Regions from separate parts of the Mus musculus genome. Here region 1 is linked to region 2. Evidence: chromatin contacts called from ENCODE Hi-C or POLR2A ChIA-PET data. All regions are on one chromosome and are shown on one strand. The core of a region is the stretch at or near the end of the contact, and the rest is flanking DNA. Distances in the headings are between cores, read along the strand shown. Region 1 holds the start of Ssh2 (slingshot protein phosphatase 2). Region 2 overlaps Efcab5 (EF-hand calcium binding domain 5).

What was found. A loop is a pair of places that touch in the nucleus more often than their neighbours do. ChIA-PET counts read pairs that join two places held with the same protein, here RNA polymerase II (POLR2A).
Region 1: a loop to region 2 is called in a map of left cerebral cortex, with 2.6 times the contacts of the local background. The contact joins the promoter of Ssh2 here to the enhancer-like site in region 2. A Hi-C loop is called at or near these places in 1 of 37 maps with a recorded cell type or tissue (left cerebral cortex). POLR2A ChIA-PET finds 5 or more read pairs at or near these places in 1 of 5 experiments (Patski).

What each region holds. Positions count from the first base shown.
Region 1 is chr11:77,215,119-77,217,818 of GRCm38, forward strand. It overlaps Ssh2 (slingshot protein phosphatase 2), which reads left to right and starts at 1,307. Exons shown (of 15, transcript NM_177710.4): 1 at 1,307-1,397. The coding sequence starts at 1,335. It also overlaps a transcript of Efcab5 not described here.
Region 2 is chr11:77,172,554-77,175,253 of GRCm38, forward strand. All of the region lies in intron 1 of Efcab5 (EF-hand calcium binding domain 5), which reads right to left. Among named protein-coding and RNA genes, the nearest start is that of Efcab5, 15 kb to the right of the region's middle. Within about 2 kb of position 1,422, at least 1 of the 3 ENCODE cell types and tissues checked has a DNase peak (open chromatin) inside an H3K27ac peak, as active enhancers do; it is left cerebral cortex, where a contact is called at or near this core.

The DNA of each region.
Region 1 (2,700 bases), core at 57-2,556, 42 kb after region 2:
TGAGATCCAAGATTGTTTGAGTGACAAACAGAAAGAGGTGGGCTTTAGAAACTGGAGTCCATAAGTGAGTGTTTTCTACAGCTTTGATATGGATGGTGGTATTTACCAGTTCATCCCCTCAACTATCTCTGTGTAAATATATCAACGGGTTGCACTGCGTGACTTTTCCTTTTCTTTTTAGTCTTGATTTTTCCATTACATGCTTGGTTGATGTTGGCAGTTTACCATTTAGAAATGTCTTCCTTTAAAATATTTTAATTCTACATTTTCACTTGCATTTATGAAATAGTCAAATTTATGGGGGAAAGAAAAAAAGCTCAATGATCAAAAGATCTTTGTTTAGTGGAGATCTTCACAGTAGGAAGCAATTGAGAGGTTTTAAAAAAAAAATAGCAGGTTGGAGCTTTCCAACTCAGGGTCCAGCTCTCTGTGCCCGCCCCTTCCCTCAGCATCTCAGGTACAGTGACTGACTTTAGGCAGGTTGTAGAGGAAGGAAGCCTGAGGCTACTACGAAGTTTCCAGTGTTTACCACCGGGGGGAAAAATCTTTCTTAGGAAAAGTCTGGTCGTTAACCCTGAGGCCCTTTATGATGAGGAGGGTGGGGAAGCTCATTAAGACGGAGCCCTCTTGAGGGCCAGGTCCAAGCAGGAGGGCTGGTCTCCCGGGTCTAGCCCAGAGAAAGCGTCTATAGCACCTGCGGAGCCCTTTTCCACTAGAAAACGTGTTCGCCTCAGGATTTTCGCCTCAGTTTTTCTCTAAGGTTGCGCGCCCCACTCATAAAATGGTTGTCTTTCTGGAGTGAGGATTAGCGGCTCTCCCACCGACCCCCACCCCCAGATCAGGACCCTCGGTTGGCTGGCTGCCTTCCAGGGCTCCTTGGCCAGCTCGCCCCACGCCGCGCAGCGGGGACAGACAGAGCCGCAGGGGCAGCAGTAGGGCTCGAGAGCTGACCCGGGAGGGGACGGCGGCCCGAGGCGCGGCGCACGCAGCCTGCCCGCCCGCTTCCGGCAACTTAAGGGTTACGCCGCCGCGGCGGCGCGCGCCGAGGGGAGAGGCGGTTGCTGACAGGTGGCGCCTGCGCACTGGGAGCGCTCATTGTGCCCCGCAGCTGCCGAACCGCCCGCCTGCCCGCCCGCCGCCCGTTCGGCGCGTCAGTAGGCGAGAGAGTCCGGTGGTGGGTGCGGAGCCCGAGGCCGTTCCCGCGGCTTCATCTCCCTCTCCGTTTCCCTCGTCCCTACGCCTCACCCATCGTCCCCCATCCCGGCTCCGTCACCCTCCCGCCCCCCACACTCAGGACGAGAATGCCCTGCCCGGAACAACCCAGCAGCACCTAGATGGCTTTGGTCACGGTCCAGCGGTCGCCTACCCCCAGCACCACCTCCAGCCCTTGCGCCTCGGTGAGTCCCTCCAGGCGGCAGCTCCCAGCTTCTGTCACTGCGGCTCCGCTTTGCCTCAGCGGGTCCCGCCGAACGCCACTGCGCACGCGCCGCGCCTCTTCCCAGGCCTTGGCACTCAGGCTGCTGCGAACCCCCCACACCCTCATCTTACCGGCGAGCAGCAGCGACTGCCAGACGTTGGGGTTTTTTGTTTGTTTGTTTGTTTGTTTGTTTGTTTTTTCCCCAACCTCCATCACCCGGAGCACCCAGTCCCTCACAGCGCTGGCTCAGAAATCTCCCGTAGCATGCTTCCCATGGCTTGAGCACTTCCTTTCGGCTATGAGTCATTCTTGCTTTTCACCCTCCCCCCTTCTTTTACCCTCTGTTGCTCTGTTGCAGGGAGAGGAAGGGTGGGCTCCTAGGTTACCCCCGACCCACACCCATATCCTTTACGCACACCGTTTCAGGGACCCAGTCAGTGCACTGCGCATCCTTCTTCCGTCTCGCCCTGTGTGTGCCTTTCTCTAGTCCCTGGCATCTCTCTTGTGCTCCGTACAGTTTAGGCTTCATTGGACTGCTCGGTGGTAGTTACTCCCTGGTTTCTTCCCACCCTTAAAAGATGGCAGTGATCTCTGCTTCTTGGACTTCTACCTTTCTCAGTGAGAACCCAAAGCTTCTGGTGCTGCTTGATAACCAGTGCCAATTCATTTCCATCTTATAGACATTTATGCCTTCCACTCATTGCTCATGATCGTTCTTGCTCATGGGTTGTGCTTGGATGGTTCATGACTTCAAATGCTGTGTCGCTAAAGCATGTTTCCAGAAGGAAAACACTCATCAATTAGCATTTTTTTTTCTGCTGGGCTTTTCTATGCCTTCACCTCCACCATGACTCCTTTATAGCTCTAGTCTCGGGCTTCATATTTGTGAATACCTGCTAGCATGTGTTAGCATTGCACCAGTGTGGTAAAATGGGTCTTAAAAAAAAAACAGGCATCTAGATGAAAATATGAGCAATTGAAGAACTATTTCATATAGAATTGTAGTTTTAACATTAGATTTAGTAGTGTCAAGTTGCAAAGAGGCATTCAGTGAACACCATGACTTTCCACTGTATGAAAGAAAGTTGGGTCATTAATATTTGTTAACTGAGATAGGAGTTTGATATCTTGAAAGCATGTTGCCTTGTGATTTCAATATAGTTTCCTGAATTTCAAAATTTTGTTGCATATTGTGGTAGTTTCTTCCTTTGTGAGTTTTCTTGTGTGTTTTTGTATGACTACCCTAATTCAAGAAATTACTCTATTCACCTTGTGATGGTACA
Region 2 (2,700 bases), core at 172-2,671:
GAGGCAGGCGGATTTCTGAGTTTGAGGCCAGCCTGGTCTACAGAGTGAGTTCCAGGACAGCCAGGGCTATACAGAGAAACCCTGTCTCGAAAAACCAAAACAAAAAACAAAAAAACAAAAAACAAAAACAAAAACAAACAAACACACACACACACACACACAAAAAAAAAAAAAAAAACCCTTGGTTTGGTTCAGATAGTTCAATGGCAGAATCCAGGGCTTCACTTAAACCCTGGAACTGTCTTTCTTCCTTCAGCACTCATCTTAGGCTAATTTCTACTATTACTTCACTTTTTACCTAAGTAAACAATATATTTAAGAAGTATTGGTGGGGATGTTAACTAACACAGTAATTATGAAAGACTGTGGCGACATCTGAAAAATATAGACGTGTAACTACCAAAAAGATGCAGCAATCTTACTTTTGGATATATCCCCAGAAGACTTGAAATCGGTTTGTTAAAAGAAGTTTGCATTCATATATTAATTGCCACACAATTCATGGTAGCCAAATACAGAATCACTTCTGAATGAACAAAGAAAATATTGGCCTATAAGCACAATAGGTTATTATGTATCTTTAAAAAATACCCCAGAATTCCACTCTTTGTGAAGCATGAATAGAACTGGAGAATTAGGCTAAGTGAAATAAACCTGGTATGTGAAAAAAGATGCCACCAGTTATTAGTTACATAGTAAAGTATAAAAGAACCAAACTTATAGAAATCAAGAGTACCATGGTGGTGACAGAGGCGATAATGGCCAAAGGGAACAAAAGACATTAATTAGAAGGAAGAATAGGTTTTTAAAAGTTCCCATTGCACAATAGTATAGTTTATAATAGAATATTACATATTTTAAAATTGCTAAGAGTATAACTTTCTAATGTTCTCCCCATAAAGATTGATGATTATTTGAGGTGAGAGCGGTTAATTAGCTTGATTTAATTATGCTACCTATTTATAAATCTTAACATTACATTGTACCCTATAAATATATACAAGTATAATTAGTCAATTTATAGGTTCTTGGCCTTTTGGTTTATAGGCTTTGTTTTGTCTTTGTTTGCCTTTTACAAGAAGAAGTAGCAAGAATACACATCGAGGCCTCCCTACACATCTGCTCTGAACTCTGAAGCTTTAGCCTTCTTCTTCTCTGGACAAATTAGTCATCCAGAGGTACTCTGATCCCAAGACTACGAGAGAAGCCTGGGAAGTGTTCTTATAAGAAGCACGCCAGGTCATTCCAATGCTCTGGACCAAACTGGAGGAATATGCCTGGGAGCGTATCTCAGCCTGTTGCTGCAATCTAGCTGGAGTCAAATGCTTCTGCCGCCCTGCTGAAGTCCTGAGTACAAGAGTGACTATTGTCCTCTGCCAGAGATGCATCACCAGGCTGAGAGCAGAGAGAATGGAGGCTTCAATTGTCCCTATGTTAATCATCACAGTTAGAACTTTGAAACAAACCCCAAACTGTGCTGACTGAAATCAAATCACATGGCTCAGAATAATAAAAACAGCTGTGTGAAGGGAATTTTTCTTTGCAGGTCCAACATTTGGAATAGGTTTTCATCTTCCAATGAGGAAAGACTGAAGCAATCTTGCAGATTTGAGATGGAAAAAAACAAAACCCTTTCACGGAGAATGTGGACATTAGATCCCTCTAACGGTCCAAAAGAAAGTGCTGAACGGAAGATGCGCTTTATGCCCATGCAAAACCTCTGTAAATCTCTAGGAATAGAAGCCACCAAAAATAAACTTTCAGGTTTGAAGACAGCAGCAGGGAAGCAGGTTAACAGTGCAGAAGAGTCTTGCATTAACTTCTCAAAGAGTAATTGATTAGTGTTTTGAAGGAAGGGCTAAGTTCCTCTAAACACAGCCAACCCTCCGGGGCCTTTCAGCTGTTCCTCACCCACCTCTTCCCATACTGCCCTTTTCTCTCTTCTCCCAGTACAGAATGTCTCCAGTTTCCATCTACATTCCAGCATGGCTTTCTGTTCTACCCCGTGTCTTACTGCTGGCGTTCTCATTATGCACCCGCTCATTCACTCTGTCAGCCGAGCTCACTTATTACACAAGCATTTATTGGACAGTTACTGTGTATTCTGCCATTATAAAGCTTAGCATCTGACAGCAGAACACACAAGTGATTGGAACAGTATCGTAAGTACTGAGTGTCTTCAGACTCTCATAAAACACAAAAATAGATGCACGAAGCTACTTTCCTGTCACATTTTCATCTGCTCAAAATGTTTTCCCCCTCGTTTTGCCTGACTAGGTCTCCCACATGCTTTGGGTCTTAGCTGAGACATCAGATTCTCCTACACCATGATGCCCATATTTAGAAAGAAAATCTAGCTTTGTGCTTCAGGGACACTGCGTATGAGCTTCCAAATATAATCCAAATGCATTTTAAATTGATCATGTCATTCTTTCAGGGAACGGATAACATTTCTGTTGCATGTATTATTTTATGAGAATGCTTACACCAACCAACAGAATTCTATACCATCCAACACTGTAACTTTGGGTAGTATAGAGTAGATGTAACCTACAAATGGATTCTAAGTGTAGCTCCCAGGATGGGAAGATAGCTCAGCTGGCAAAGAGCTTGCCTTGCACGCTTGATGATCTGAGTTAGAACAGAGGGAAAGGAAGAAGAGAAGGAGGTAGAGGTGGTGGAGGAGCAGGAGGAAAGGAA